Linked DNA regions of Homo sapiens: region 1 is linked to region 2. Evidence: read pairs that join two places in POLR2A ChIA-PET (ENCODE). Cell type or tissue: Panc1. All regions are shown on one strand. Links, peaks and the distances in the headings refer to the core of each region. The heading gives the core; the rest is flanking DNA. Region 1 has its middle 150 kb from the start of PTEN. Region 2 holds the start of LOC105378416 (a long non-coding RNA gene).

Evidence for each region. Peaks named below come from ENCODE experiments on the same cell type or tissue, not always from the same donor. Only the 100,000 strongest peaks of a DNase experiment are listed, where the experiment ranks them.
Region 1: POLR2A ChIA-PET joins it to region 2 with 12 read pairs; 3 of 35 experiments call an interaction of 5 or more read pairs at or near these places.

What each region holds. Positions count from the first base shown.
Region 1 is chr10:88,005,706-88,022,567 of GRCh38, forward strand. No RefSeq gene overlaps it. Among named protein-coding and RNA genes, the nearest start is that of PTEN, 150 kb to the left of the region's middle. RefSeq lists an enhancer at 987-1,544. In Panc1, for the core only: no CTCF peak of the experiment used is centred there; no DNase peak of the experiment used is centred there.
Region 2 is chr10:88,114,340-88,131,201 of GRCh38, forward strand. It overlaps LOC105378416 (a long non-coding RNA gene), which reads left to right and starts at 5,974. Exons shown (of 3, transcript XR_946178.3): 1 at 5,974-6,091; 2 at 6,645-6,722; 3 at 7,621-11,305. RefSeq lists an enhancer at 176-515. In Panc1, for the core only: a CTCF peak has its summit at 4,102; no DNase peak of the experiment used is centred there.

The sequences.
Region 1 (16,862 bases), core at 5,824-13,823, 110 kb before region 2:
CGGCTCACTGCAAGCTCCGCCTCCTGGGTTCACGCTATTCTCCTGCCTCAGCCTCCCAAGTAGCTGGGACTACAGGCACCCGCCACCATGCCCAGCTAATTTTTTGTATTTTTTAGTAGAGACGGGGTTTCACCATGTTAGCCAGGATGGTCTCGATCTCCTGACCTTGTGATCCACCGCCTCGGCCTCCCAAAGTGCTGGGATTACAGGCATGAGCCACTGTGCCCGGCCATATATATTTCTTTAAAGTAAAAATCCTGGCCAGTGCTAACTCATCATCCTACTTTAAAATAAACAAATATATATGTATATTGAGGTTGATATTTCTCTATATATTTATAAATATTTCTACAGAAATAAATATACATATATATACACACAAGTATCTAGTCAGTGAAATGCATGAAAAATGATTATAATGTGATCAGTGGTGTAGTAGGTCTCTATAGTAAATGCTATGGGAAGAGGCTGTATGAACCGCTTTGTGCTAGAGATAGCTTCAAAAAAGATATTATCTGAGCCTCTTTGTGAGGAATGGGAGGTTGGTGGTAGGAAAAGGCAGGGTGAAGGGTGGGGGAAGGAAAACACTTTGGGAGAGAGGGTAAAAGACTTGGATGGGCAAAGGCTTACACTATATGGTCAAGGAATTACAAAGAGCTCCGTGGGGTTAGAGCATCAATGAATGGGAATAATGCAGGACATGAGGCTGGAAAGAATTTGGGACCTGGCCAGGATCGGCCTTGTGCTTAGGATGAGGCATGAGCATTGGCCAGGACTGGCGAGAGTGTCATTGAAAGTTTCTACACAGATCTACGCCACGTGAAAATGTACTGAGCAAGAGACTGAAGAGAGGGAGGTGAGTTAGGAGGAGTAAAGAAAGGAGAAGACTTTCCTTTCTTTGACTTGCCACTGCATAGCAGACGGAGGGCAGGGAAACCTAGCAATGCCAACAATGTAGAATGTGTAGGATTTGGGGAACTAAATGTAAATGGTGAGGGGAGATAAGGTAATTCCCAGGGCGCCTGCTTGAGTTGAGTAAGTTGAGTAACCAATTGATAATGATGGTGCCATCTACTCAAGAAGAGTAAATTTGGTATTTTTCTTTGTGGTTGTCCCTATATGTTGATTTTTATTTTTGGCTGTAGTTCCAGAAGGTGATGGAATTCAACAAGCTGATGGGATTCAAAATGGAAAATGTTAAGCCTACCTAAATGGTGGCTGCCCCATTGCTGTTAGGGAGAGAGTAGATGGCACACCCATTGCTTTCTCCATTAGCAGCTTGCTTCCTAGAGAGACACAGATTATGCAAGCATAGAATAACAAGGCAAAGTGACAATTACAGAGTAGAGGTTGCTGAGCTGGGGGAGGAGTTAGCTTCCAACTTTGCTGGGGATAGAACCTGAGGTGGAGTGTTGCTAAAGGCTTCCTGTAGAAAGGGACTCTTTTTGTTTAATTAAAATTTTTTGTTTATAATTATTATTGGTACATAATAGTTCTATATATTTATGGAGTACATGTGATGTTTTGATATAGGCATACAATGTGTAATGATGAAATAATGATAATTGGGGTATCCATCAGCTCAAGCATAGACAAAATTTACTTCATGAACAACCTAAATGTCCATCAATAGACAAAAGGATAAAAAAATGTGGTACATATACATAATGAAGTACTATTCAGCCATAAAAAGAATGAAATCCTGTCATTTGCAACAACATGAATGGAACTGGAAGTCATTAAGTGAAATAAACCAGACACAGAAAGATGAATTTTACATGTTTTCACTCATATGTGGGAGCTAAAAATTTTAAAAACTGAATTCATGGAGATAGAGAGTAGAATGATGCTTATCAGAGACTGGGAAGAGTGGCAGGAGTGGAGGATAAAGTGAGGATGGTTAATGGGTACATAAATACATTTAGAATGAATAAGTTCTAGGGCCAGGTGTGGTGGCTCATTCCTGTAATCCCAGAACTTTGGGAGTACGAGGCAGGCAGATCACGTGAGGTCAGAAGTTCTAGACCAGCCTGGCCAACATGGTGAAACACTGTCTCTACTAAAAATACAAAAAATTAGCTGGGCATGGTGGCCTGCACCTGTAATCCCAGCTACTCGGGAGGCTGAGGCACAAGAATCGCTTGAACCTGGGAGGAAGAGGTTGCAGTGAACTGAGATTGTGCCACTGCACTCCAGCCTGGGTGACAGAGTGAGATTCTGTCTCAAAAAAACCCCTCAAACATGAATAAGATCCAGTCTTTTGTAGCATAATAGGGTGACTTTTTTTTTTTTTTTTTGAGACGGAGTTTCACTCTTATTGCCCAGGCTGGAGTGCAAGGGTGCTATCTTGGCTCACCACAACCTCCGCCTCCTGGGTTCAAGTGATTCTCCTGCCTCAGCCTCCCAAGTAGCTGGGATTACAGGCATGTGCCACTACGCTCAGCTAATTTTGTAATTTTAGTAGAGACAGGGTTTCTCCATGTTGGTCAGGCTGGTCTTGAACTCCCGACCTCAGGTGATCTGCCCACCTTGGCCTCCCAAAGTGCTGGGATCACAGGCATGAGCCACCGTACCTGGCCAATAGGGTGACTATTGTTAACATAATTTATTGTATAGCCTGAGCAACATAGTGAGACCCTGTCTCTACAAAAAATAAAAAAAAATTAGCTGGGCATGGTGACATGCACCTGTGGTCCAAGTTTCTAGGGAGGCCAATGTAGGAGGATCACTTGAGCCCAGAGATTGAGGCTGCAGTGAGCTGTGATCACGTCACTGTACTCTAGCCTGGGTGGCAAAGTGAGACCCTGTCTCAAAAAGAAGAAAAAATTTATTGTATATCTAAGTATAATTAAAGAGTGGAACTAGAATGCTCCTAACATGAAGGGACTCTTGAGCTGAGGCTTGAGGGATATGTGGAAGTTTTACAGGTGAAAAAGTGAGAAATGTACATGTAAAGACATAACATACGAGAAAATATGGCTTATTTAAGCAACGACAAATGGTCCAGTTTCATTAATACTAGTATGAGAGGGGAAGAATGACATGAAATGAGGCTAGAAAGGTAATCAGTAGCAGAACAGTAAAAGTAAGAAGTTACCATTTTTACCCTATAGTTGATGAAGAGGCATTGGAGAATTTTGAGGAGGATCTTGATAGCTGATCTGATCACTTGCTCATTCACTCATTCACTCACTCACCAAATATGATCTAGGTTCAATGTTGGGCCACTCTGGTAGCAATGTGAAAAATGAATAAATAAAAGATATTTGGCAGAGAACACCAGCTGTTTTCACCAAATGTACTTCTGCCTGGATACACAGCCAGACCACACATCTCAGTCTCTCTTGCAGTTAGGTGTGGTCATGTGACCTTAGTCTAGTCTATGGAATGTGTGCAAAAGTGAGTTGTGTTGTATTCTGTCCAGGCCCATTAAAACCTCACGTGTGCTGGGTTTTATGCTGGCTGACTGAGTTGAGATCTTGGAAACCAAGTCATGGAGATACTAGTGCTGTCACCAGAATAGGCCTCCCTACTGTCTTGAAACACATACTGGACTGTTAAGTGGGCCAGAAGTAAACATTTATGTGTTTACTTATAAGTTGAGTCATTGTGTATTTGGATCTGTTGCCATTGCTCAGCCTATCCTAATAACACAGAGTGACATAAGAAATTGGGTGAAAACATGAATATCTCAGCTGGGGGCAGTGGAAGTGGGGATAGAGAAAAGTAGGGGAGATAATAAATTGCTATTTAGGACATAGAGTCAACAGCATCTGAAAGATGGTTGGCTGTAGTTGGTGAGATTGGAGGCCAGGTCCAGCATGACTCCAAGGTTTCTGACTTGGGCAACTATACCAAGAAATCCCACAAAGACTAACATTATATCTTACCTTTACCATTTTGACTTGTGTTATTATTATTTAAAATTTCATAAGCTTTTTTTTGAGACTGGGTCTCTCTGTCACCCAGGCTGCAGTGCAGTGGTATGATCATGGCTCACTGCAGCCTCAGCTTCATAGGTTCAAGCAACCCTTCTGCCTCAGCTTCCCAAGTAGTTGGGACTACAGGCACACATCACCACACCTGACTCATTTTAAAAAAAACTTTTTTTGTGGAGAGAGGGTCTTGCTATGTTGCCCAGAATGGTCTTGAACTTCTGGCTTCAAGTGATCTTCTGCCTAGGCCTCCCAAAGTGCTGAGATTACAGGCATGAGCCACTGCACCCAGCCAATATAAACATGTTTTGATTCAAAGGATGTAATATTCTTGCTAAAGATATCTAGCTAGTATACCATTTACACTTATAAACTATTATAAATCAGTTAGTATTTATATTATATTTCCTTATTTAACTATTTGAAATATTTTAATTGTTTTTGTATGTGAAAATAGACAGCTTTTCACAACTGACATTATTATAATTTTACTTTTGTAGTAATACATATTTTTCAACTAACTGATAGAATTTCTGCATATATAGTTTTCAAGATTTTCACTCTGTTACATGTCAAACGTTTATATTTGAAAGTGAGTATTTTGATGTTAACAATAAATCTGAATGACAGACTTTTTCTATACTACTGTGATGTGGTCAAATATGATGGAAACCTATGTGATCACATGGTTGTCAGTATGCACAAGTTCAGGGGTGCCAGAAGTAGCAATGAAGTTGGCATTCAGTTATTTGGTCTTTATTGTTATTTATTTATTTATTTTGAGATGAAGTCTTGTTCTGTCGCCCAGGCTGGAGTGCAGTGGCGTGATCTCGGCTCACTGCAACCTCCACCTCCCGAGTTCAAGTGATTCTCCTGCCTCAGCCTCCCGAGTAGCTGGGATTACAGGTGCGCACCACCATGCCTGGCTAATTTTTGTATTTTTAGTAGAGATGGGATTTCACCATGTTGGCCAGGCTGGTCTTGAACTCCTGCCCTCAGGTGATCCGCCTGCCTCGGCCTCCCAAAGTGCTAGGATTACAGGTGTGAGCCACTGCGCCAGGCTAGTTATTTGGTCTTTCAAAGCTGAGCACTGAGGTAGAAGGACACTGAGAGAATGTCTAGATTAATAAGAGAATGAGGAACGAATAACTAATTAATTTAATAAATATTTATTTAGAGTCCATTATGGGTCAAGCACTGTTCTGGGTATTGGGATATGTTAGTGAAAAACACAGACAGATCTCTGTCTTTATGGAACATACATATTCTCATGTGATGGAATCAAGAAAAGTGAGGAAGAGAAAGCTTCAAGGAGGGAGGTATGATCAACAATTTCAAGTCTAAACAAATTAAAATAGGACTGAAAAATGTCTGTTGGGTTTGGCAGTTAAGGAGTTAAGCTGCTGGTCTAGAGGAATTATTGTATTGGAAGCCAGATTACCATGGGCTGAGTGTGAATGGGAGGTGAAGAAGTAGTGTCTTAGTCCATTTCTGCTGTTATAAGGAAATACTCTAGGCTGGGTTATTTACAAACAACAGAAATCTATTTCTCACAGTTCTGGAGGCTGGGAAGTCCAAGATTGAGGTACCAGCAGATTTCGTGTCTGGTGAGGGCTCATTCTTGAGAGATGGTGCCTTCTATGTGTCCTCACAGAGCAGAAAGGGCAAGGCAACTCCTTTCAACCTGTTGAAAATAAGGTCACTAAGCCCTCATGACTTAATTACTTCCTAAAACATTCCTCCTCTTAATGCTATCACATTGGGTATTAGTATTTTGTATAGTTTGGCTTTGTCCCCACTCAAATCTCTAATTGTAGCTCCCATAATTCCGCTGCGTTGTGGGAGGGACCTGGTGGGAGGTAATTGAATGATAAGGGCAGGTCTTTCCTGTGCTGTTCTTGTGACAGTGAATATGTCTCATGAGATCTGATGGTTTTATAAAGGTGAGTTCCCCTGCACATGCTCTCTCTTGCCTACTGCCATGTAAGACATGACTTTGCTTGTCATTCGCCTTCTGCCATGATTGTGAGGCCTCCCCAGCCATGTGGAACTGTGAATCCATTAAACCTCTTTCCTTTATAAATTACCCAGTCTCAGGTATGTCTTCATTAGCACTGTGAGAACAGACTAACACAGTATTCCAACATATAAATTTTGAGGGGACATGTACTTTCAGGCTATTGTATAGGAATCATTTAGAAGTTCAGCTATTAAGAGAAGGGGAAAGGTCAGTAGCTAGAAGAAAGGCTGAAAGGATATTTGTTGTAACCTGGGAAAGGCTTGAGTGTGTTATGCTGATGGTACAAAGGAGTGTCAACATCTGGAAGAATAAGGAGAATTAGTAAGAGGTCAGTGGTCAGGCATGAGGCGAGGTAGAGGTAGAGAGATCTTTGAAAGTGCCAAAGTCGATGGGAAGGAGAGCTGTAGGGAGAGAGTCTCCTTAGGTTGCTGGAATGACCTTAGCAATATGCTCTCCACTGTCACTAATGGGAAACAGTGACACACGTGGCACTTATTTTCAAGAGCCATGGCAAGAGATGATCTCCAACTCCTGGGTCCTTATTAGGATCCAACCTGCCTAAGCACAGTGCTTCCTTCCAAACCACAGAAAAGACAATCAGAAGTGGTGGGGACGCCACTCAAACCTGAAGCCACCGTGCAGGAAACTTAGGCCTTAGAAATGAGGAAATGGCAGGATTCCTTCTGCTTCATTTTGGTTTTCAGAAAATGAGGAGTTCTGCATAGGAACTTGGAGTGACAGACTCTGAGTGGTAGGATAAGGTCAAGCAGCTTGTTCACTGTTCAAGGGCACCTGGGCTAGGGAACAAATGGGGACCGAAAATCCTCTGTTCATCAAACTCATGCCTGGGGCATAGGACTGCAAAGAGACCTCTCTCTCTCTCTCTTTTAAAGAGACAGGGTCTCACTATGTTGCCCAGGCTGGTCTTGAACTCTTGGCCTTAAACAATCCTCCTGACCCAGCCTCCCAAAGTGCTGTGATTACAGGCATTAGCCACTGCCCTTGGCTTATTATTGTTATTATTTTCTAATTCATACAGACTGCTAGCAGCAATCCTGGCCAAACTCACATACTACTATAGAAGCTCTACCTACTGACTCAGAAATTATTCCTTATCTTTAAGGAGCTTAATTCCACACTCTTGAACACCCGGAACACAATTCTGTTCCCAGGGTGTAGTAGGGACTTCTTGAGTGGGTATTTTTAGAAGTGCTATTTTTGATAACCAAGTAATCATCCACAGATGCGTCACACAAGCAGTAATGTGAATATTAAAGAAACACGTGGGAAACATCTACAACCTCATTAGAAAGCAAAGAAAGTAGAATAGAGCAGCCTCGAGGCAACATTTTATACATAATCATATCAAAATTGAATGATTATGCCCTATGTGGGGAAGTGGGTGATAAAACTTACACTCACAGGGCAGCTGGCATCATTTGAGGACAAACCTGTTTGGAAAGCAGCATGACAACATGCAGCATGAATAATAAAGATGCCCCTCTTCTTTTTCCCCACGAAGTTATCCCATGCCTGAACATTTATCCCATGTTACTAATTCAGAAAAAAGCCTTATATATATGATATGAAGTTGTTCATTGCAATGTTATCTATAATGTCAGATAAATAGGAACTCAAGAAATAAATCATGCACTGATCAAGGAATAAATGAATAAGTTCCACGAAAGGAACATTCCATATAGGGTAGCTTCATAATAATGGTATGCTTCCAGAAGCCATATGTGCAAAATGTGTGCCACTCAAATACCATATACAAATTATACAGTGGTGTCTTTTGTTTTCACAAGTAATCTTAAACAAATTTTTTGCAAGGAAAAAAATCTAGGCATTGTTTAAATGCTTCCAATAGAGTAGTGAGTAGTGGTTCTCAAACTTAATTGTGTATCAGAATCACCTGGATCATCCCCCACTGCCCCTCAGAGATTCTGATTCAGTAGGTTTGGGTTTGGGCCTGAGCATCAGCTTTTTTTTTTTTTTTTTTTTGAGATGGAGTCTCACTCTGTCTCCAAGGCTGGAGTGCAGTGGTGCGATCTCGGCTCACTGCAATATTCACCTCCTGGGTTCAAGCGATTCCCCTGCCTCAGCCTCCCGAGTAGCTAGGATTACAGACGCGCACCACCACGCCCAGCTAATTTTTGTATTTTTAGTAGAGACGGGGTTTCGCCATGTTGGCCAGGCTGGTCTCGAACTCCCGACCTGAGCTGATCTGCCCACTGCGGCCTCCCAAAGTGCTGGGATTACAGACATGAGCCACCGCGCCTGGCTGAGCATCAGCATTTCTAACACATTCCCAGGAGATGCTGATGCTGCTGGTCCTGACACTTTACTTTGAGAAACACTAGTTTAGAAAAACTAGCTTTTGCCCAGGGAATCACAATTATCACTAAGCATCTAAGTAGAAAGCAAAAACAAAGACATACATTCCTTGAGGTCACAAATTGTGTCTTGCTTATCCATGCATCCTCGGCAACCTGACTCCATGCAGTGTCTACATAAATGCTTTTTGAATTGAGTTGCATCCATAGGCAGAAATTTCAATAAACAGTGGGGATCTTCACTTTCCAATTTCTTGTTATCAACTGGGTCATAGTAGCATTCATGTTGAAGCCATCACGGTCAGCACAGGCACTCTGAGCTGACCCTTAGAATAGTCAAACTGCTGCTGAGACTGGGCAATGAAGTAGGTGATGAATTTTGCTGTTGTTATATTCTGTGCCTCTTAGAACACTGAATTCTTAGCAACAGAAGCTGAAAAATCAACCCACTGGCCTAGCAGTGAGGAATGGTAAAGAGAAGTGCCTATGATGTCAGCAGACTTGAGTTTATAAAAGAGATGTACTACAATTAAATAAAATACTTCAATTACAATTAATATCTTTATACAAGCTTCTTTGTATTTTCCGAAATTGTGGAAATGCTAGTCACATGCTTTCAAATTGCTCTGCAAAAGGATTTTGCCAGGGATTTTAAATTTTACTTCTAGTAATAAAGTTTCTTTATAACTTTGCTGATATTGGATGCTATTAATCTTTTTATTCTTTATATTTTAGGGAAAAGTTATTTTTACTGTTTTAAGTTGCATTTCTTTGACTCTAGTGAGGTTAAGCAAATCTTATGTTTAAAGCAAATCATCTATTTGTATTTCTTGTGTGACTTGCTTGCTCTAATTTTTTGCTTATTTTCAATGCAGTTGCCTGTCTTTTCCCTACTTATTTGTAATTAGTTTTTCTGAATCGTAAGTAGTTATGCATTGTTGGTTATATGTTTTCTCAGTCCGTTGATTGTCTTTTAACATTTTTATGGTGCTTATCAGACACATATTTAAATTTTTATACAATTGATGCCATCATTTTTGGTTTTGGCTTCTGGGTTTTCTGACCCACATGAAAGATTTATAAGATTAAAAAAATACTTTTTGTATTTTAACCTTACACTTTATTTTAAAATATTTTGTTCTTTAATCAATCTGGAATTTATTTTTAGTATGGCACGAGGTAGTGATCTAATGAATATCCATTTTTATAATATCATAACTATACTTTCCCCATGAAATGCTACTTTATTTACAATCTTTTTTTTTTTTTTTTTTTTTTGAGACAGCGTCTCGCACTGTTGCCCGGGCTGGAGTGCAATGGCGCGATCTCGGCTCACTGCAACCTCCACCTCCCAGGTTCAAGCGATTCCCCTGCCTCAGTCTCCTGAGTAGCTGGGATTACAGGCATCTGCCACCATGCCTGGCTAATTTTTTGTATTTTTAGTAGAGATGGGGTTTCACTATGTTGGCCAGGCTGGTCTCGAACTCCTGACCTCATGATCCGCCTGCCTTGGCCTCCCAAAGTGCTGGGATTACAGGCATAAGCCACCACGCTTGGCTTACTTTTATAATTTTTAAGCTCCCATAGACATGTAGCATTTTTGAATATTTTGTATCAGTGGGCTAACTCTTTATTCATTAGCTAATACTACCTATTTTAACCTTGGCTTTTTGTTAGAGATTGTGGTGAGCCAAGATTGCACCACTGGACTCCAGCGTGGGGGACAGAGCAAGACTCCATCTCAAAAAAAAAAAAAAAAAGTTTTCCCTTACTGTTATTTAAAAAATTATTGGCTTCTCTCATTCATCTTCTTTTTAAAAATTAAAATTAATTAATTAATTCATTAATTTTTAGAGACAGGATTTTGCTTTATCTCCCAGGCTGGAGTGTTGTGCTCAAACATAGCTCATTGCAGCCTCCAATTCCTGGGTTCAAGCAGTCCTCCTGCCCCAGTCTCCCTAGCATCTAGGACTACAGGCATTCTCCACCATGCCCAGCTAATTTTTTTATTTTTTATTTTTTTTGGTAGAGGTAGAGATGAGGTCTCACTGTGGTGCCCTGGCTGGTCTCAAACTCCTGGCCCCAAGTGATCCTCCTGTCTCGGCTTCCCAAAGTGCTGGGATTATGATGTGAGTCACCATGCCCAACCCTCATTTTCTTTTATATAAAATTTAGAAGCAGTTCGTCAACTTCCAGAAAAGTTTGTGTTGGAATTTTGATTAAAAAATGTATTTTCTGTTTTGCAGTGGGCAGATGTATGCAAACCTATCCTAAAGTTCAAGGAAGCTGAGAGGCCGAAGAAAGAGGCTGACAAATCTAGTTTCTCAGAAAGAAACCTTTAACAGGGATTTAGGAACAGAAGCCATGTCTGGGTCTCAGACAGGGCAGGATGAGATGGTGAGTTCTTTGTGCCATTACCCCTGAGGCCCAGGGCTTATATACCATAGGAGAGGGGTGGTTTGGAAGAGATGTGTAGCGCCATTGAAGTACGAGAACATCAAGATTGTTTGACCTACAGGCAGGATTTATAGTAGTAAGTACCTGCTTTTATGCAAGGGACAATGTAGAGAAACTGGAACTCTCAGAGCCCTCTTGGAACTGGGGTTAATCAGAAGCCAACCTGGTGAAGTAGCATCCAAAGTGAAGTTGCTTCACCCGCCACAATTTCTATTTAAAACAACAGTATATTTCATTTATTTAGATTTTCTTTTATGTCATTCATATTATTCTTGAATGTTTCTTCTTGGGTTTATTCCAAGTTTGTTGCTTTAGGAATAGTACAGTATCTTTTTTCTTTTAACTTTCTAACTGATTATTATAGACAATTAGATATTCTATTAAATTTTGTGGTCTTGTACTAGCCATATTTACTCTCAGATGAGTTTCAGAAATTTCTTAGTTTATTCCCCTAATTTGTTACTTTATGTAGACAATTATATTATCTTCAAAGAATCATCACGTCTTTTCCTTTCTCATATACATATTTCATTAAAAGTTTTTTCCTATCTTATTTAATTTGTTAGCATGGCTAGTAAAATATTTATCGATTGCAGGGATGGCAGGTTTTCTGGTGCTTTGTATTATTTATTTGTTTATTTTTGAGACAGGGTCTCACTCTATTACCCAGGCTGGAGTGCAGTACCAGGATCACAGCTCACTGCAGCCTCAACATCCTGGGCTCAGGAGATCCTCCCACCTCAGCCCCCCAAGTAGCATGGACTACAGGTGTGCACCACCATGCCCAGTAAATTTTTTATTTTCGTAGAGTCAGGGTCTCACTATGTTGCCCAGGCTGATCTCCAGCTCCCGGCCTCAATCAATCTTCCCACCTCAGTCTCCCAAAGTGCTGAGATTACTGGTGTGAACCACTGTGCCTGGACCATATCTTTTACTTTAATGGGAATTTTAAAATGTTTTGGCATTAAAATGGTGCTTTCTATAGGCTTCTACTATATTCCCTTCCAACTTTTGTTAAGTTAAAGAAATGTCCTCTTATTCCTTTTCTAAGTTTCTTTCCTTTTAAAATTGAAATGTGTATTGAAATTTACCAAGTGCTTTTAAGCACTATTGAAATTTGTATATCATTTACTTTGATCTGTTATTGTTATTCTACCTGTATTCTACCTGTACAGGAATATTCTACCTGTATTCTACATAGAATACATAAAATAAATTCTACATATTTTACTTAGAATACACAGAGTAAATTCTACTTTGTCATAACATTTTATTCTCTTAATAATCTGCTGGATTCAGTTTTTCAAATAGTCTATTTGTATGAGCTCATTAGTGAAATTTGCTTATGAAGTATTAATCACAAGTTGATTGACCCAAGGCACCTTCCAGTCCTTGTGTCTATTCAATCTCAATTGAGGTTGTTGTGTGCTCTTCTAGTCTTTATAGTATTTTTCTCTTGCATATGTTTCTATTTTCAAACAATTACTCATGATTTCTAGTCACTGATGAGACTTTCTCCTATTTTCCAGGGCTTGTTGGGCTTATCCTTGTAATATTAAAAATATTTGGATGGGAGGATCAGCGGTCATCTGTGTTCAGTCTATTATCTTGAACCAATTCCAGTATAGTTGCTGCTGTATTTAAGAAAAATTTTATGCCTGTTTTATAACTTTCTGCCCCATTAAATTATCTTTTTTTGGACTAATAGTTTTGTATTAATTGTTCTGAGTGTTTTAGAAAGGGAATGATATTATATAAAAGCAACTTTAGGCTCGGTGCAATGGCTCACACCTGTAATCCCAGCACTTTGAGAGGCCAAGGCAGGGGGATCCCTTGAGCCCAAGACTTTGAGCCTAGGCAACATAGTAAGATCCTGTCTCTACAAAAAAATGAACAAAATTAGCTGAGTGTGATGGCATGCACCTGTAGTCCCAGCTACTTGGGAGGCTGAGATGAGAGGATGGCTTGAGCCTGGGAGGTCAAGGCTGCAGTGAGCCGAGATCACGCCACTACATCCAACCTGGGTGACAGAGTGAGACACTGTCTCAAAACAAAACAACAATAAAAATTTGTATCTCTTTTCCAAAAAGGATATCTTTTTTTTTCCTTTCCATGATCTTATTTTATTGGCTAGAGATTTCAGACCATGTTGAATGTGTATGGGGACAGAGGGTATCCTTATTACTAAAGTTAATAGGGCTCAATTTTGTACATGTATAGAATATTTGCTGCTGGTTTTGTAGACATTTTTTATCTCATTTGAGTTATATCTTTGTTCCCTTTACTTCTAGGTTACTAAGTAATTTTTAAAAAACTATGTATTGCTGTTGAATTATTATCAAATTCCTTTTTGACCTTTATTCAGAAGGTCTTCCTTCACCCCCCTTGACTTATTAAAATAAATAGATTTCCTAATTGAGGGAGATCACCGTCATCCTTTTCTCCATGGTTTTCTTTCATCATCACCCTATTGTCTTTGCAGTGCAGGATGAACAGCAAGACCCTGACAAGCAAAAGGGTGTCTTCAGCCAGTGAAGATGGCAAAATGGATAGACAGAAGTGTGCTTTTCTAGTTGTTTATTTTTTTTGTCTTTCCCATCATGTTAAAAAAATTTTCATCACTCTCCAAAATCCCAGTCCATCCCCAAATAAAACAAGGCCCTGCAGAGAGTCAGCTTTCTGGCTAGAGTGCAAGGTACATGCTGTAGCCATTGGACAAAACGAAGCCAATTGGGTAACAGGATAGAAACCATGACCCTGGCTCTTTATCGATGAAATAACCAGGCACAGACATCACAGGTTTTCTCTTTGCCAGTTCAAAATGCCAAAAAGGGATGCAGGGGAAGAATTAATGAAGATTCTCTCTGATGTAGCTTCTGTACTCCCTCCCCATAGCGTGTGTTTGCTTTTTGAGTAGGGGATTTGATTCTGAAATACACCATACTTGGCAATTTTCTTTAAAGCTTAAACTCTTAGAACTAAGTCTCAGGATTTTCGATGGCCATGGGCAAATGCTTTTTTTGTGGATACTGTTTGATGAATGTGCCCAGTTGACGCCTATGCTCACAATTTCCACAAGGAACATCCTGAACCTTTCTAACTAAACACAAGGCTAATGAATTATGTGTGGGAAACTCTCTCTACCTCTCTCTCTCTCTTTTTTAAGTATGTAGCAGTCATGGAAGTTGAGCCATCTTTCCATTAGTGCATGATTGCAAATGTCTTTCTTAGTATTTAACTACAGGATAAGACAATGGCCTAAAAACTAGGCCCTAGAGATGAGCCTAGTAGGCTAGTTTCCCAAATTGTGAGAGAGTATTCAGGATGTTCTTGCTACCCAACAGTATATTCCATGGAGGTAGATCTAGGAAACTCTGATAAGACTTCCGGGCTGCCACACTCAAGACCTCCAGCACCTTTGCCACTTGAACCAGTGAAGAGTCTCACAGCCTGCCCTAACCACAGCTCCCTTCTGAGAGGAAAAGCTGCTCACAGTGAGTGGTCATAGTTATGGTATTTATCCCCATTCCTACTGCCCCTATTCACACATATACATAACAAGCTAACTTAAGGGTGACCCAACCATAGGCTAGTGACCTTCCTCCAAATGCTTTTATTTATTCTATTATTTTTATTTTAGAGGCAGAGTCTTGGTCTGTCACCCAGGCTGGAGTGTAGTGGCATGATCTCAGCTCACTGCAACCTCCACCTCCCCGGTTCAAGCAATTCTTGTGCCTCAGCCTCCTGAGTAGCTGGGATTACAGGCATGTGCCACCATGCCAGGCTAATTTTTGTATTTTTAGTAGGGACAGCATTTTGCCATGTTGGCCAGGCTAGTCTTGAACTCCTGACCTCAAGTGATCTGCCCATCTCAGCCTTCCAAAGTGTTGGGATTACAGGCATGAGCCACCGTACCTGGACCCCCAAATGCTTTTAAACGAATCACATTGCTCTCTCAGCAAGGAAGAATTGGAACACTGAGAGACTAAGCCAGTTAGGTATCACAGGTGAAGTTGGGGCAGGCTGGATCTTAAGAGACCAAGTACAAGTTAAAGTTTTGAGGGAGAAAAGACTGAGAAAGCAGAGGACAGTGGATGGTAAGAAAGAGAAGAAAACAGATGTGCTGAGAAAAGCAGAGAAGTCCTACACATTAAGTGGCCATGGTTCCTATTGCTTCCCAAGCTCCAGTTCTCATGAGGCACCAGGATGTATTATAGTTTACCGTCTTTGGGAATCTATGAGATTCCTATGTATTCTCATAATATTAATCCTTTGTATGTGTCAACTTGAGTGTTCTTGCAATCAAAAGACCTGGCCTAAGATATGGGCAATGTGGGAAATCCACATTTAGGCAGGCAGTGGAAACTTTAAAACTCTGTCTTTAGTGCCAGCCAGTTACTTTTAATTTGTTTTCCTCATCATAGGAAACCTTATAGAATTGGAGTGTGAATTTCTTGGTGCAGGATGGGAATGCCCAGAGCTTGAGGATTTAGGGTTTACTGGCAGGGCTGAGATCTCTTCACACTCCTACTCAAGAGGCATGACTATCTTCCATCACCTCAAGAAGGTTTTAACTAATGCTTTCAAGATGTGAGTGATTGGTAATTTACAAATGATGCTGGGTAGACTGTCTCTGACATATCCACTTGCACCTCCAGAACTCTTTATATGAGCGATACTCACTTCTCAGTTCATTTGCTCAGTAAACAAAAGATCAAAGGGGAAAAAAAGGTAAGAATTAATAGTAGGAAATGAGCATTTTAGAGAAATGTCTGAAATCAGCTGAGTGCAGAAAGAGAAAGCTTGAATGTGATAGACATCAGCTCTAGAAATTTTCTGAACACTCTAGGATTCTTATGAACCTGCAGCCATCCTTCAAGGCCCAATTCATAGGGTATTCTTTTCTTGAATTGGGAATTGAAGGGTGGATAGGATTTAGATATGCTGACTTGAGAGCAGTGGCATCCCTTGTGGAGAAAATAGCATGAGTGAAGATCTGGAGAGGGTCGAGGCCACTATGTGTGGAAAACTAAGGACAATTCAGTTTAGCTGTGGGGCTAAGGGTACACAAATGGAGGAAGACGCATGTTAAACCAAAAAAGTAAATTGCGGCTTAACCCCTGTAATGGCCTCTAGGCAGGCAAAGTGAGTATCAGAGTTTCATGAGTGAGGGAGGGAGTGATTCATTAGCTGCCTTTAGGAATATTAACTTGGAAACACTGTGTTGTGAGGATTAGAGTGAGGAAGGAGTGGACATTGGGAGATCTGGCGCAAGATAAGAAAATAGGCTGGGTGTGGTGGCTCATGCCTGTAATCCCAACACTTTAGAAGGCTAAGGTGAGAGGTTCCCTTGAGTCCAGGAGTCTGAGGCGAGCCTGGTCAATGCTGTGAGACCCCCATCTCTACAAATAATTTTTTTTAATTAGCTGAGAGTGATGGCATGTGCCTGAAGTCCCAGCTACATGGGAGGCTGAGGCGGGAGAATGGCTTCAGTCCAGGAAGTTGAGGCTGCAGTGAGCTATGTTCTCACCACTGCACTCCAGCCTGGGTGACAAGGGAAACCCCATTTCAATCAATAATAATAATAACAATAATAATGTAGTTTTAATAAAAGGAGAACAGGAAGAGAGCAGATGAAAAAGAAATTAAATTACAGAGAAATGGCTCAAGTAGGCCTTGAAAAGAAGCAGTCTGTGTTACCCTTGGAAGTTGCCTGCTTGTGTTGTTGGCAGGATAATGGTACTTTTAGGAAAGTGGAGAATGCCAGAGAAGGAGAAGGAAGTGAGGAGGAGGAAGAAATAGGGGAGGAGAACTCATTCTTGAATCAGTTTAAGAAGCTTCAAAGACTCAATTGATGAGTGAACATCAGATTTAAATACACCCTGTCTCCATTAGGGAGATACCCAGAAAGATGCACTATGTCATGGCTAAATTAGGCTGAGTTTCATGTCTGCATGAAGAGAAGTGTATTGGTCTATGTCTGTAACATATATATCACTAAATTTTTCAATGTTTTTGTAATTTGTATAAAAATCTCAAAAAAAAAAAAACAGTCTTTTTTTTTTCCCAAGGGGATTAAGCTATCCTATGGCGTATAGCCTTGGGTTTTTATTT
Region 2 (16,862 bases), core at 2,841-10,840:
CTATTTGGCCTGCCCTGTTGTACTTACTGGCTGCTATTGGTTCATTTTGTTTGAAAAAAAAAAAAGGAAAGGAAAGTGGCTGATTGTTGAAGAAGCTTTCGTTCAATGGGAAAAAGTGCTTCTACCTTACAACAGGAAAAGCGTCAGCAATGGCAGGAGAAAGCAAAGTGGGCCATCTCTTCATGGAGCCATCTGGTGGCTCTTCGCTGTAAGCACCACTCCTGGAGTCTCCTGTGTGGGTGCAGAGCTCACTCCATGCATCTCTTCTCGGAGAAGTGGCCTCCTCCAGTGCAGGAAGGAAACTCCTCTCCGCCACGGTGCACCAGATGGCTGCCCACTTTGATTGGCTTCATCATGGCTTTCAGGGACCTGCAGGACCTGCCCCTGGGCTTTGTTCTCAGCCTCTACTCCAGATGCGCTTCTCCAGCTCCACCCCACCTGCCTGCCCCCTGCCCTCCTAGGGCCTTTGCATTTCCTCCCCTCTGCTCAGGATGCCTTTCTCCAACGTCTTCTTAAGGCTGATTCCTTCTCATTGCTTCTATTGCAACTCAGAGGAGCCTTCCTCAGAGAGGCCTTCCTTGACCACTCTTCCTAAAGCAGGCCCTGTCCCAAGTCACTGTTCGTGACAAGTGTCGGCTTTATTTTACTCATAGGATACTTAGTGGCATCTAAATCCTATTCATTCATGTTCTTCCCTCTTGTTTATTGCCTGTGTTAAATGCAAGAGAACAAAGCCTTATCTGATTATTTTATCTCTGTCTCCCTAACATCAAGAAAAGTACCTGGCTTGTACTGAATGTTCAGTAAATATATGCGAAAAAATGAATGAAACTAAAGACATAAAACATAGAAAGGGAGGTGCTTTAGAGCCCAGATATGTCTGTCTGAGGCTGTGCTGGACTCCTCCTCATTCCCTCTGTTTCTCCCTAGATAACAATCTATGGAAGGGGCTATTTCTCTGGCTAGCATCCATTTTTCTCTGGGATTCTATTCTGGTTGGCAGGAATTTGGTTCTTCCCACCATCAAACCCTCCCGGGTCTCTTTCTTGGTTCAGTTTTTCCTAATGTACATTCACACTCTTTAATAGCTTTAACAGTGACTGTTTATAGGGGGGAAGCTGTCTTCCAACTTTGAGGTGCTATGATTTTTAGACATTTCCAAATATTCTATATAAAACACAGAACCATCAAGAGAAATTCATACCTCATCTGATCACAATCTCCTGGTTAACTTCCTTCACTGTGGACAGCGCTTGGCCTGCATATCCACACTCCTTTGCAGCCAGCAGCTGCCTCTTCTCTTGATGCTGCCTTTTCGTTGCCTAGCCAGGAACCAAGGCTCTATCTGCCCAAGGCTCTATCTGCTCTATCTTTAGAGAAGAGCCCTCAGATTCCAGGGAGCAGCAGCTCATTTTTAGTGAGGTTTCCCCTGTACCTGGGCTGGTCAAATATTCTCCCTCGGCCTTTTCTTCAAGATTTTTTTTTCCACTCGTGTGTGTGTGTGTGTGCATTCACACACATGTGCATGGCCATTGCACCCCACATAGAGCCCCAGCCTCATCCAAATTGCTGGTTCTTCTCTTCATTATTCTCTCTTTTTCTCATCCTCATCCTTCCTGGATTCTTCCAACAAATTCCAAATTTCTTTCCCATTTGGTATTTAGAAAACATAAGCTTGAACCACCAACTCAATACACTGTGAGCATCTCACAATTTCTCCAAATTCCTTGGGGATTACTGTCTTGTAATCACTCCTGGCTTCTAACTCCTGCTTTTTAAATTTGTGGCTCTATGCTTTCTGTTGTTCTAATCCATGTTGACTCATACCTGAAATTGAGCCTCTTCCCTGAGTTCACCAACACAAACAAAAATCCCCACTTATTCATGAAAGTTTGCAGAGAAGATTTTAGAGTAGACTTAAGAGGAGGATGGAGACGGTCTTATTGCAACAGCACACAGCCACATATGAAAATAGTCATCCAAGTTCTGCCTTCCCATCCCTGAGATTTTTCACTGGCCATTGCACCCCACATAGAGCCTCAGCCTCATTCAAATTGCTGGTTCTTCTCTCCAGCCTTCTCTCTTTTTTCTCATCCTCATCCTTCCTGGGTTCTCCTGACAAATTCCAATTTTTCTTTTTAGTTATGCGGAGCAATTCAACTCTTCCCTGCCTTTCTTTCCACATCTTGCTCTGGGTCCATTTTGCATATCCAAACTCATCAAGGTACGCAGCAGATTCAAAGGGTTTCTTATTTATGAAGAGCTGCTCTCCATGGAAGGCAATTGTGGTTTAAGCAGCATTTCCTTCTCCTTTGTAAGCAAGTTATTCAAGAAAAGGCCAATAGGAACTGATGCCCTGTGTGTCATCCAAATAAAGAATCCACAAAATACCAAAACTAGGAGTGGCTTTTCTGAGGACCTACTCATTGTCTACTTACTGTCTATTTTGAGAGGGCAAATGGCTCAAAGAATCCTATGAGCCACTGAAATCAAACTGACAAAGCTTTTAGAGTCACTTTGCCTCCATAGGGCAACTAAGAGCCCCTGAGCTCTGTTTGCCCTTCTACTGGGGGTGTCTTTCCATCCTGGGTGAACTAGCAGTTTTCATGAGCTTTTCTCAGCATGAAACTTATTAAAAACAAAACAAAACAAAGAAAAGAAATCATCTTTCCACCTTTTGCACTGGCAGCGGTAGAGCTGTGTTGGCAAGGGAAGATTTACTGGGCCTGGAGTTGTTCTTGGAGCAGGTTGCTCTGTGGAGGGAATCTAGGAGTGAGAAAGAAATCAGAGTCATAGAATGTGCCAGTGGAGGGGTCCTCAGACAGCCCACAGAGAAGCGCCTCCCTTTGTAGCTGAGGAATCCTAAGCCCAGAGCAGTGAAGCGACTTATTTGCCCAAGGTCACACATCAAGGCTGTGTAATTTATGGTTCATTGTTCAATCTGGCTAGGGAAGTAGGAGCCCCTTGGTCTGCCCTGGCTGCAGAAATAGGCCCACATAAGGGGTGTCGGGGCTGCTTTAGAAAACCCACAGCACTTTGAATCAAGGAAAAATGAGTCAATTGGTTCTTCTTCTTCATTCTTGAACTTTAAAAATCTGAGTTGCGGTTCAGTATTTGAGGTGGTATGTGCATTTGGCTGAGGGGGCGGAAGGTGACAGGGAGGATTCAGAAGATGGTGATTAGGTTCTTTGAGATGTCTGGGGGAGGAGGAAGAGCACGGAAGGAGGTGGGTTCCTCCCTAGTAGTGGAAAAAGAAATGTAAGTGGGTCAATTTGATGTCAGCTCTTGCCCTTCTAGACTGCAATGAAAAGAATATGCAGTCAAGTTTTTCTTTGGCAGAATGACTGCTATGTACACTGGAATCAGAGAAAAAAAATGTTGCATAGGATGGTTTGTAGTAGAGAATCTGTTGTGACCAATTTAATTCAGCTCAACAAGAAATTGTCAAGCAGTGATTATACACCCATCACAAGGTCAGATGTCTTGTGGGGAGCAGGAAGAAAGGCTCTCCAGTATCACTATATCCAAGACCTGACAGTCTTATTAAGAAATTGAGACCCACCTACATGGAACAGATAAAAAATTGGATTCAATAGCTTAAATGCCAAAAGTCTTGGTACCGAAAATGTGTATTCTGGAAAGTTATGAGGAAAGGGGTTGGGGGAGGGGTCATGAGGAAGTGAAACCTGAGCCAGAGTGAAAGCTGTTTGTTTTGGGGACTGTGTCTTCTTCTGTGTTTTCACTAGAGAGAGGCTTTGTCCATAATAGGTGCTCACTAAAAACCTCCTCAGTGATGGAGGGAAAGTAGGTGGGCAAAAACAGAAGAGAAGATGCAGAGGTGGTCCAGAGGTTTGCAGCTGCAAAGGCCAGACAAACTTAGCAGAGCAGAGAGGGTACTTGGTAGAATTGTAGGTAGGACCAGGAGGCTGAAATGTTTTCAGATGCAGAATTTGGACTTGCTCTGTGGCCAAAGGGAAACACAGGAGAGGCAAGGGTAGGTGCTTTGGAAAGTACACGGGCCTGTGGGTGAGGATGATGTGGGTGCTATACTGGGCTCTGCCCTGATGCAGCTTTGGAGGCGCTATTGAATTCTCTTTGCCTTAGCTTTTTAACATGTCAGATACAAGGCTGGACTGTGAATTCTCTTTCATGTCTACCCTCTTAAGGAATAAATCTGAGGATGATGTGCAGGGTGGACACTTGGAGGCAGAGAAACAATTTGGTTGTGGGAATTCAGGCGCTGAAGACCTGGACCAGGGTGCTAGTAAAGGGAAAAGCAAAGGAGGGAAGGATTTGAGAAATTTGGAAGTGATTATAAGGATACCTTTAGATGTTACTTAACAGAGTAGCACAGTTTGCTTAAAGGGAAGAGAGATGTTTTAGAGGGTGGTATTTGGGGTGTGAGGTAACTGTGGGATGTCTCTGAAGCAGCTAGAAATGTAGGACTAGTGGTCGGCTGGGCAGGGCAGGCTATTTAAAAGTAGATCCTTGAAATCAGATGACATAGTTTTGAATCCTGACTCTAATGGCCCTGGGCACATGACTAGAGTAGGGTGAGCAACTCTTCCAGTGTGCATTAGGGCATTCCCAGCTTTAGCACTGAAAGTCCCATGTCTTGGGAAATTCCCCGGTCCCAGTCAAACTGGGACAGCTTGCCTGGGACCGTCCTCGTTTGAAAACCACAAGGCCTGCATGCCAGGAACTACTTTTGTGGTAGGCAAACTGGGAAAACTGGTGAAGATACTTGATCAATTTTAGCTTCAGGCTCCTCATCTGAAAAGTAAGGATAATAATATGCCTTCCTCAGAGGTTGTATGAATTAAATGAGATGATATATGTGAAGTACTCAGCATAAAGATTAGCACAAAGAAGCATAAGAGAAACATTTGTGAAAGGATGAGTTAGATGAATCCTGCAGATGAACCAGTTAGGTGCAGAGGAGATGGGTAAAGTAATCCAGTGTCAACACGGGACACCAGCAGAGTCAGCGGCTTTGTGTACAGAACTTGTAGCTGGGATTGACCTGTATTTGTGAAAGAAGGCTTGCCAAGAAAATTAGTAATGTAAACAAGGAAAATGTTAGCCCATTGAAGAGGGCAACATTTTAATAATACTTATGCTAATTATAAGTGAATAGGTACATTCCATCAAGGATTTCCAAGATTCTTTAAAGACATACATCCCTGCTTTCTGGCTCAATTGACACTGTGGCTATATGTGCTTAAATGAAATAAACCACATTTTGTTTCCATATTCATACATTCATTGGTTGAGGCACTCATTCAACAAATACTTATTGAGCATTTTTTATGTGTTAGGCACAATGCTAGGCTCTATGGAAACCACAAGAAATATAAAAAGTAGTCTGCAATCTTAGAAAATTTACTATAAAGTGGTTTTATTATACTTATTTTACTTATTTAAACATGAATCACCATTTCCCCTGCCTAATTCTTTCCCCACCAATATTGGGGACTTTTGACAGATACATATACGAATATGATTTTAATTACCTTCAAAGTTCTAGAAGCCAGAAACAGAGAAATCAGAAAGTCCCCACCAGGGCATCTTGAAGCGGTAGGACAAGAACAGGAAAGGTAGACTAGGACAGCAAAAGGACAGAGGAGGAGGGGAACTGAGAGAGAAGGGGACAGGAGCGAGGAAGGAGGGGGAAGCAGGAAGGAGGGGGGAAGCGGGAAGGAGGGGGGAAGCGGGAAGGAGGGGGAAGCAGGAAGGATGGGGGAAGCAGGAAGGAGGGGGGAAGCAGGAACGAGGGGGAAGCAGGAACGAGGGGGGAAGCAGGAGCGAGGAGGGAAGCAGGAACGAGGGGGAAGCAGGAACGAGGGGGAGCAGAAGGAGGGGGAACAAGAAGGAAAGGGAAGCAGGAAGGCGGGGGAGCAGGAAGGAGGGGAAAACAGGAAGGAGGGGGAACAAGAAGGAGAGGGGAACAGGAAGGAGGGGGAGCAGGAAGGAGGGTGAACAGGAAAGAAGGGTTTGAATGAAAGAGTCTGAGGCAGGAGAAAGTGGAGACAGCAGCAAGAGGACTGAGGAAAGAAAGGAGAAAGGAAGGAACCTGTGCATCGCGAGGCAGGTGGGGAGGGAAAGAGAACTTGAGGAGAGACAGCAATTGAGGCTGGAAGAGGCTCAGGGCTGCTGAGCCTTAGTCACCACCCAATGAATAGAAATGTTCAAATTACACACGAGGGTTGTTTTTTTTTTTCCCACAGCTAAGAGGAAACTGAGGTAAAGACCAGAGCAGAGGAGGTCTGTAATCCCACTTCAGCTCTGCCTCTCTCTCCATTTTGCCTGAGGTTAATCTGCTCCAGGCATGTGTCTGTCACCTCTTTCTGATACCACAGGAGCCAAAGATCCTGCCCTTTCTGTGTCCAGCTAAGGCTGGGTCTGCGTTGGCAGGGGCCACCTCCTCCAGGAGTCAGCAGCTCCCCTGAGCTGTGCAGGCTGCTACTTCCCCAAAGTGCTTCCCTCTCAGAACTGGCTCTGGTGCAACTTTGACAGCACCCTTCCTCCTCCTTCACCTGAAGAGGTGAAGCAGAGTCAGGGAGAACATTTGTTTTCTCCTCCTTTCTTTCATTTTTCTTCAACACTCATTCTCCCTTTCCATTTTCCTGTTTTATATATCCTAGAGGATTTCATAAAGTAAGAGATTCAAGATAAAATGCTCAACACCCTCCAAGCCTCAGAGTCCAAGAGAGGAGTTGTATGTAAGTAATCAGCTCACTTACCCTTGGAGAAGGACCAGGCTGGAAGGGCCTTCCGAGGGCATAATAGTTAGCCAAGAGCTGGGACCAGAAGGTTGAAAAATTCCATGATCCGAGCCAAGTGGTCAGATCCTCCATCAGCAAAACTCGAACGCATCTGGCTAGCCAAGCATGGCTGCCATTGTGCATCTCAGAGGCCCAGACTGGTTTATCTCTTGAGCTATGATTTCAAGGGACAAAACTATTATAGACTCTAGGCCTGAAAGGAAGCTGTGCTGCTGAATATCAATTTCTGGGCTTTAAATATATATATATAACCTATTTGAAGGATGCTAAGCTATTAAGTGCAATCAGCGAGGCAGCTCCTTTGTGAACACGCCTCTGCTGTACATCTCAGACCCTTTTGAGTCGGGGCTTCTACATTTCTGACTTGTTTTGATGCTTTGTATCATTAGACTCTTAGGATGCTTTTAGTTATTACTCGACTGCCTGGACAGTCCATATTTGGAAGAAAGTCATATAAATGGCAACTGTCCAGCATTTTCAGAGGCTCGGGGATAGCTTGGAGATGATTACATTAAATTATGCTTGCGTATCACATTATAGTTTGCAAGCACTTTCCCCATTCAGTAGCTCCCTGAATCTTGAAACAACTCTGCCAGATGGGTAGGATTATCCCCAATTTGTTGATGAGGAAATGAAGGTCTAGAGAGGTGAACCGACTAGCCAAAGTCTTACAGCCAGTGGTAGATACAGATTTCCTAACTTAAATTGTATGTTTTTCCACCAAAGCTATTGTCTGTAAATGACATACAAATGAAGACAATTATAAATATGGATTGAACTTTTACTCTTTGCCAGGCATCATGCTAAGTGCTTTAACACGCATTTTCTCATTTAGTTTTCCCAGCGGGCACCTGAAGAAATGGATATTATTATCCCCATACTACAGATGAGAAAAGTGAGACTTACTGAGATGAAGCAGCCTGCACACTGTCACATGAAGGAGTTGTAGAGACCTGTATTAGTCCATTTTCATACTGCTATAATGAACTGCCTGAGATGGGGGTAATTTATAAAGGAAAGAGGTTTAATTGACTCACAGTTCAGCATGGCTGGGGAGGCCTCAGGAAACTTACAATCATAGTGGAAGGTGAAGGAGAAGCAAGGCACCTTCTGGCAGGAAGGAAATGTGCCGAGTGAAGGGGGAAAGAGCTCCTTGTAAGGCCATCAGATCTCGTGAGAACTCTATCACGAGAACAGCATGGGGGAAACCGCCCCGATGATTCAATTACCTCCACCTGGCCTCTTCTTTGACACGTGGGGATTATGGGGATTATGAAGATTACAATTCAAGGTGAGATTTGATTTATCAAGACCTAAACCTAGCTAGTCTGATACCAGAACTGGTGTTCTTAACCCCTGATACCAAGCAGGAGAGAGAGAGAGAGCATTCAATCTGACTTGGGGCCCTGCGTTTAATTGTCTATCCATTTTCTTTGTCTCCTGTTTGAAAGTTTCCATTCCCTGGGATATCAGAAGTCCTGTTATCCAAGTCCTCTGCAGACAAAAATTAAATTGGTTGTCAGGTTTCCGGGGTTGGGGCACCAGCAGAACACAGGTTTTGGGGGAGAGAGGACAGCATAAGGCAGGGATGGAGATGGAGGAGGGGTTTCCCATTCAAGTATGGCCACAGTGACAGGGGCTGAAGGGCGTGACGGTGTCATGCACGTGCAGGGGACACAGTGCCATCCCTTCTTCCTAGCCATATGTGCTGCTCTGTCTTTTTTATAGTGCCACATATGGCACTTCCTTAATGAAATTTCTTATAATAATTTATCTGACCTGTATCATTCTGTTAGCTTTAACAAAAGAAATTCTGACAGGTTTTGATATTAAATCTAAAAATATGTTTTCAACTCACTGAGGAGCCATAAAGCAGGCTGAAATCATACTAATGATAATGGACAATCTGCTTTCTACCATCAAGTTCTGATTATTTACATGTAGCAAACCATCCAGAGATAATGTGAGCCTTGAGTCTCCTTTCAATTTTTACTAATCTTCCCGAATTTACCAAATGGGGGTAGTGGAGGCCTGAAAGAAGGCTCCCCAGGTCACCTTGGCATGCCCTTCTTGATGCCTCAGTGTGTCACATGAAGCCATCCCAGTGCAGCTGCTCATGAATCTCTGGGCTGACCCTCCTGCAGTGGGGCTGCAGGGCTGTTTCAGTTAAAAAGCTCATGGTTCAGGAAAGGGATTTGCAATCTGATTTTCACAGATGTTTCTTTTCAGGCATCTTCCCTGAAACAATCCTTGTGGCGTTCAGATGGGCAGAGTGAACAGCACTGCCCTTGAACATGGGCAGCTCCGGTAGAGCTGTGCTCTGGCCCCCTTCGTGCTATACCTCTTCCTGCAGGGCATTCAGTCTGCAGGACTGAGGGACAACATCCACTCAGAGCCCATGCCCCTCTAGACTTCAGGTGCCTGGGACCCCATATTCCTGCCCAAACAGCCCTGAACCCAACTTCACTCCCAGGTCTCTTCCTGGGTCTGACTTCCTGAGAGTCCATCCTGCTGACAGCCTGCACACTCCCTAGTTCTGAAGGGGTTTGGGAGGTTGCTGTCACAACAGCCTGTGGATGAAGTTTGGACATGTGGCCAGAGGGGTCTATCTGCATGTTAACAAGGTGCTTGCAGTGTGGGACAGAGCCAGGGGTGGCGGGAAGTGGGATGCAGCCTCAGGCTCCAGGATCCCCTCTCTCATGGGTCACGCTCACTGAGGAACTCTGAGGGGTTCTGAATTTCAACTTGGCCTTTCAGGTCATTATGAAGGTTCACTTGCCAAGGCAGGAGGATGAAACATATATTCCTCAGCAGTTTGTCAACTTGACTTACATCTGTTACACATTTAGACGTATGTCACGTGGGCCTCCATTTGTACTCTTGCTCCAGCCCATGACAATATGAGGATGGGCCTGATAGGGTGGGGACCGAGCTTGTGGACCAAACAGATGGAGTATGGGGCAGGTGGACACAAGGCTTCTTCTTGTCCCACTCTCAAGGTGATGGGTTCATGCATTTCATTGAAGAATAGGGGAAGAGGAGAACTTGGGTTCTCTCCTTGGATTTGTTATCAAGTGACTAAATATCTTGGGTAGTTCTTTTCATGGTCTCAGTTTCCTGGTCGGTTAAAGAGAGAAGAGGTAGATTAGCATTTCCCAGGGCATGTTCCTAGACAACTTGCTCTGCCAGACGACCTATGAAACAAGGATTCCATGATCAATTAAATTTAGGAAACAAATTCTTTCTTCTTTGAGAATCATAATGCAAATTTGCATAATAAAGCCTCCCATAAGTCCTGTAGCTAAAAAAAATGATTAATTTTAATTACCATAGTTTCATACACCAAAGATTTATTGAGTTCTTACTGTTTGCTAGGGACTATGCTATGTGTTTTACATGTAAATTTTATTTAACTATCACACCAGACCTATCATATAGATATTGTTAGTATTCCATTTTACAGATGTTGAAACCAGGGCTTGGAGAAGCTAGGAAACTTGCCCAGAGTCAGGAATGAAGCTTGCTATCTCTTTTGTCCAGTATAGGTCATTAAGCCATCTTATTTGTACTTTTTACCTTTGGTGGTTATCACTACAAGCTCAGAATGATCTCCTATGTACATCCTATTTATTAGAAACTATTCCTCATTATAAACATTTTTCTAAACTGAAAAAAAGATTTTGAATAATATTAAATATACAAATGACCAAAAAGCATATAAAAATATTCAATGTCATTAGTCATCAGGGAAATGCAAACTAAAACCACAGTACCATTCCATACCCACTAGGATGGCTATAATCAAAGAGCCAGAAGGGTAAGCATTGGTGAGGATGTGGAGAAACTGGAGTCATACACTGAAGGTGGGAATGTGAAATGGTGCAGTCACTTTGGAAAACATCCTTGCAGTTCCTCAAAAAGTTAAACGGAGTTACTATATGAACCAGAAATTTCATCCTAGCTATATACACAAGAGAAATGAAAATACTGTGCCCATATAAAAACTTATATATGAATGTTTATAGCAGCATTATTCATAATAGTCCAAAGGTAAAAAAACCCAAATGTCCATCAACTGATGAATAGATAAAACAAAAGATGATATGTCCATACGATGGAATATTATTCAGCCATAAAAAGGAATGAAGTAGTGATACATGCTACAACATGGGTGAGCCTTGAAAATATTATGCTAAGTGGAGGAAGCCAGATACAAAAGAACATATATCAGATTATTCCATTTAAATGAAAGATCCAGAATAGGTAAATCAATAGAGGCTGAAGATTAGTGGTTGTTTAGGGCTGAGGAGGACGGGTAGATTGGGTGGGGAGTGATAGCTAATGAATGTGGCAGTAGGGGGACTCTTTTTGTGGTAATAAAACTGTTCTAAAATTGATTGGGGTGATGATTTTATTATTCTGTGAATATACTAAAAACCATTGTTTTTTACAATTTTAATGGGTGAACTGTATGGTATGTGAATTATATCTCAATAAAGCTACACCCTTACCTCCCAAAACTCTCCGCAATATTAAAAACTATTTGAAAATGAGGTCAGCTCAATTACCCCAATATTCACAGGTTCTTATGTTTTATCTTCTCTTCTTGTCTGCATTTGCCGCGTTGAACACAGGTCCGCATGCATTCAGCTATTCACTCAAAGTGGGAAGCAGAGAGGCTAGTAGCAATGATATTTGCTCATTGGTTCCTTCACTGATTCACTCACTGATCATTCTTTTATTTTTTCATCCATCCAATGCACATCTGTTGAGCCCCTCCATATGCCAGGCACTGTGCCAGGTTCTAGGACACAGCTGTGAGAAAGATAGACAAGATCTCAGATGAAAAGGAGCTCACAGTCCACTTGGGGCAACTGAAAAGTGCACAGTCAATTGCAATGCAGTGTGATAGTGCTGACATAGAAAGCCTTGCTGTGGGGAAGGTCACGGATGCCTTCTCAAAGAAGTGATGCCTCAGATGATCACTGAGGGTGACATGTTTAGGCAATTTCTAAGGTCTCTAAACACTCAGAGCCAGGGCAGTTAGGGAGTGGGGTGAGTTAAGGTTGGAGGGGTATGTAGAGACCAGACAAAGGTGGGCCTAATGGCCATATTAAGGAGATTGTGTGGTGAGCCATTGAAGGCTTTGAAGCAGGGAATGACATATTTTAAAATTACTATAATTAAAACGTACATATTCTTTTGTATTCTCGAATGTTTCATTTTAAAAATATTTTTAATAAGTTTTGTAATTATTTTCAATGGCTGCACATGTAATCACATTGATACTCTATTTTACTGCAGTATATCTCTATTGTTGGATATTGAGGTTTTTTCCAGTTTTTGTCTCACAACCCTTCTTCTGTTTTAGTCAACATGACAATGGACATCCTTATTTTCTCATGCATATAAGCCTCTGTTCCCCATTCTGGTTAACATTGGAATGAATATTCTACTTACATAACTTTTCTAGGAGTTATTTCCAGGAGTGACTGTCAAAAAGATTGAACATTTTCTGGCTCTAATTTGGTTTCACCATCATGGTTTTAAACGGGCTATGCTAATTGATACTCTCTTTACCAGCACTAAATAACCAGGAGAATTTATTTCTTTGCACTCTCTCTCTTTCTCTTTCTCTCTCTTTTGGAAAAGGACCTTCTTTCTGTGTGTACCATTTGCTAAATTCACCTGATAATCTGTGTAAAGGCTGAACTACTCATTACATCTTAGGCATGACATGTAAAAAAGAAAACCACATAGAAATTGAGACTGTTAGTCAGGGATGGAGTCTTTGGAGAATGAAGGTGTTAGGGCCATGAGTTAAAGTAAAACTAAATTTAAATCACTGACGTTGTTGATGCAATTCTGCCAGGCTACCCTTCTCTATACATTGTTGTCAGAATTAAATTTTTTTTCCATAAGAACAATAGTGCTTTAAAAAATACTTTTTTGGGTGCTATTTCAGAGTCTTTTGTCCATCAAGAGAATCCAATATGGAAAGGCACTGGCCTTCAATATAATAAAAATTTATCTAAATAGAATGTGGCATTAATGCCTTTCTCTGAAATACTGTCAAAATAAAGATGACATTTAAACACCCTTGCTACTGCTGCACATAAAAAGAGAATTACCTCTCATTCTGTGGAGCCCTACAAGTGCTAACAATATTTACAACAGCAGTAGCAGTTATTTTAGCTGGATTTGTGTTTGCCTTTAGCAGGAAAAGTTGGGACCAGGAAGGTTTCAGCTGAAGGAGATTGTTTTGGCCAACGTTAGACAAGTAGGATGGGATATTATATAGTATGTTGGTTTCAAAATGATTGGTTTGAGACTTGAATGTTGAAATCCATCATTTCCTCTTTGAGATTTCTCTGCATGGGAGACTTTAAAGGAGGAGAAAGTATGCTATATAGGAAGTTAGGAGAACTGGAATCTAGTCTCTACTCTGCCCCTAATTAATTATTCTATTAATTATCTACAAGGTCCTGGATAAGTAACTTTTTGAGTCTTCTCATAAAGGCCACGTGGAATTACTGGTCTGAAAGTAACCTGAGATGGTTAGCACTTGCATAGCAAAGAACATTCACCTCTTCCTGTGGGTTGTCTAAACTACTGGCTAAACACATTGCCAATGCCTGGCACTGCCAATGCCAGGCAAGCTTGTCCAGGAGGCTGTGGGATTCAGTAATGGTAATGCTCATTGAGAGGTAGTGTGGAGCAGTAGAAAGAGGAGAGTGTGGACATCAGAATGCTTGAGTCTTGGCCTGGCTTCCCCTTCCTTGTTATTGGGACTTGAGCATTTTAAATACCTTCCCTGGTTTATCCAAAAGTATCCTCAGCTGTCAAATGAGTTAGCTGGTTTTGTGGTCTCCAGGAATTCCTTTGAGCTTGGGCATTTGGTGGTTCTATGATTTCTTTCTGAGAAAGTTCAGCCTTTACCTTTGTTTCTACACGGAACTTTCATGGCCTCAAATGGACCAACTCCTAGAACCAATTCCCAAAGAACTCCCTGTTGAGTTGAGGGGACTCCCCTGTGCTGTGTAGATCATACTTTTGAAGTGTGCTTGTGATGGCATATGTTATCATGTATTGTCAAGTGGAAGGTATTTTTAGAAACACAGGAAGAAAAAGACAACATTCATATTTCATTCAAGTTTTATAAGTGGTCAAATTACTGAAGGGCTTAGAGAACTAGGGATAATTACGTAGTGGTAGAATGACTGTTGGTGAAATGAACAGATATCAATAGGGTATTTAAAGATTAGGAAATTGGAACTGAGGAAAATTAGCTGGTGGCCCTAGTAGAGGACCTATGTCATTGATTTTGTTGAAAATGGATGCTGGTTGATTTTTAGCTCAGTAAGACAGACTTCACAATAGAGACTTCAATTAATGTCTCCCTACTGACAGGGTACAGGATACAGGAGACTTAGCATCATGTGAACATCTATTACTTTTTAGACATCATATTCAGCATTTGACAAGATACTTTGTCTTAGAGGGCGTGTGCACCTTATAAATAATGTCATTTTCCCGAGGCAAACAAGTGCCTCCTGATGCATGAACTGTTCACATAAGTAGATGCTTAGTGCTTGCCGGTTGCATGATTGCATCAATATAGTGAAAACTCTTCTTTCATTGTGTTCTTCATTTTCAATACAATTTCTTTTGTCATGCGATTAGATTTTATCCAAGTCTCAGGGTAGTTTTGGAAAGGAAATGTCTGGGGCTTTTTAACCAGCTTTGCTTTGGGAGGGTGAGAGTTGAAGAAGGGTGGGGAAGTGAGGAGGGGTCATTGTGTCCCAGCTAGATCCTTCTCTCTGAAGGTGATTTAGATGCAGAATTAATTGGACCTTTGAAGCATAGTCAGTACATCTTCTTCTCTTGTTTTCTACCCTCTGTCTCCATAAAACCAGCTCACTAATATGGGGCTTGAGCTTCAAGGTTTAAGGCCTTATGTTGAATTTGTAAACATTCCATCTTGAAGCTGTGCTGGGTTGAAAGAGCTCAGCTCAATGAAGAGAACCACTTCCAAATAGCTTTTCTGGGTTCTCATGACAGCCACCCACTTGGTTGTGCAATGTGGGAGGAGTTTGTTTTCATACACTGAGCCTCCTCTATAAGCTCAGGTGGCGTGTCACATTACTCCTTGGCCAAGGCACTATGTTCTTCTCATGATTAGTAAAGCCAAATTGTAACAATAGGAAGCTTAGATAATGCACTTTTTGTACCCATGGTTTATCTTTCTGAAGGCGGTTAGCAGTTAGGGAATCCCTAAGATTCCCCAATATTCTCTCTAGGCATAAGTCAGTTGCTGATTTAGAGGAATGAGGATAACATACTAAAGCGTCTTCAAAATATTACTACAGAGAACAATCAAAGCCTTTCATTAATGCACAAGCATTTATTTTCTGAGCACCTAAAATATGTCAAGCATGGGAATAACTGCAAAGCAAAGACATGGACTCTTACTTCAAAACACTCTCTCTCTCTGGTGGGGCAGATTACTGAGCAAACAGAAATTTCAATAGTGTAATGGGAGCAGTAAAAGACTACCCTTACTCAAAGGGATCAGGGCAGGCCATCCAGAGGAAGTCAGAGTTGAGCACCTCTGCAGGAACCTGTTGGTATCAACTTGAGGGGGCAACATATGCAAAATCACAGCCATAAAAAGTATGTAATTTTATAGGAACCACGAGTATGGGATGGCTAAAATACAGGTTATTTATATATATTTTGGAGTAAGGGAGAATGCATAAGTGGTGAGAGATGAAGTTGGAGAGGGAAACAGAGATAGAGCCATGAAGCCTCTGCCTTATGTATCATTTTAGGAGTTTGGCCTTTTTCCTTTACTGATAACATAGGGAAGCATGCAAAGATTTTAAGCGTGAAAATGACATTCACTTAGTAATTCAACAAATAGCACCCAGTACCTACCATGTGCCAGTTGTGGTTTTAGGGACTGAGGTTACAGCAATAGACAAGACCACTAGGTTCATGTCGGACATGATCTGATGTACATTTTAGAAGGAAGCTATGTGGCAGCAATATGGCGCTTAGATTGGGCTCAGGGACTGAGCGAGAAATGAGGATTTTAACTTCTTATTTTCTACATGCATTGAGACCATCTGGGATGTGTTGATCACAATTTTCAGTAGTCCCCAGAGAAGAACAGTAGCTTATTTGTGGTACTTAAAAAAATTGGAAACACCAGACCTGGGTAAGTACTAATGAGAAGCCTGATAAATCAGTAAGGTTGAACATTTATAGAAATAGAAGGCATAGGCTGGGCGTGGTGGCTCACGCCTGTAATCCCAGCACTTTGGGAGGCCGAGATGGGTGGATCACGAGATTGAGACCATCCTGGCCAACATGGTGAAACCCCATCTCTACTAAAAATACAATAATTAGCCAGGTGTGGTGGTGCACTCCTGTAATCCCAGCTACTTGGCAGGCTGAGGCAGGAGAATTACTTGAACCCAGGAGGCGGAGGTTGCAGTGAGCCGAGCAGGCGCCACTGCACTCCAGCCTGGCAACAGAGCAAGATTCCATCACACATACACACACGCGCACACACACACACACGAAAGAAATAGAAGGCATAATTTGTAGGTAGTAGGTTCCTAAAAAAAAAAAAACACATGAAAGATAGAGGAAATTGTGCAGTTTGGGAAGTAATCCTAGGACACACCTGTGGGGTAGTAGGAAAATTGGATAGGGATGGGGTGTGTTATACAACCAGTTACCACTATAGACAATGGAGTCTGATCTTACTAGGAATTTCTGGGAAATAGTGGAGAACACTCCTTAGAATTATCTCAACTAAGCAGCTAGGAAGCTGGGGTATTTATACACCAACTCATCATCTATCAGTGGTTAAAGCCTGTTTCTGAGGGCCTCAACAATGAAATTGGTTTGTGTGCAGAAAAACTGTACTCCTAAAGCCAGAGAGTCCCAGGCAGTTGTGGGAAGCCCCATCAGTGTACTGAGGTGAGAGCTGAGGGGATGTGGGTGGAGTGGTAATGGCATCTGCCACAGGATTTAATAATTCTTGGGTGCTTTTCTTTTGCTCATTCA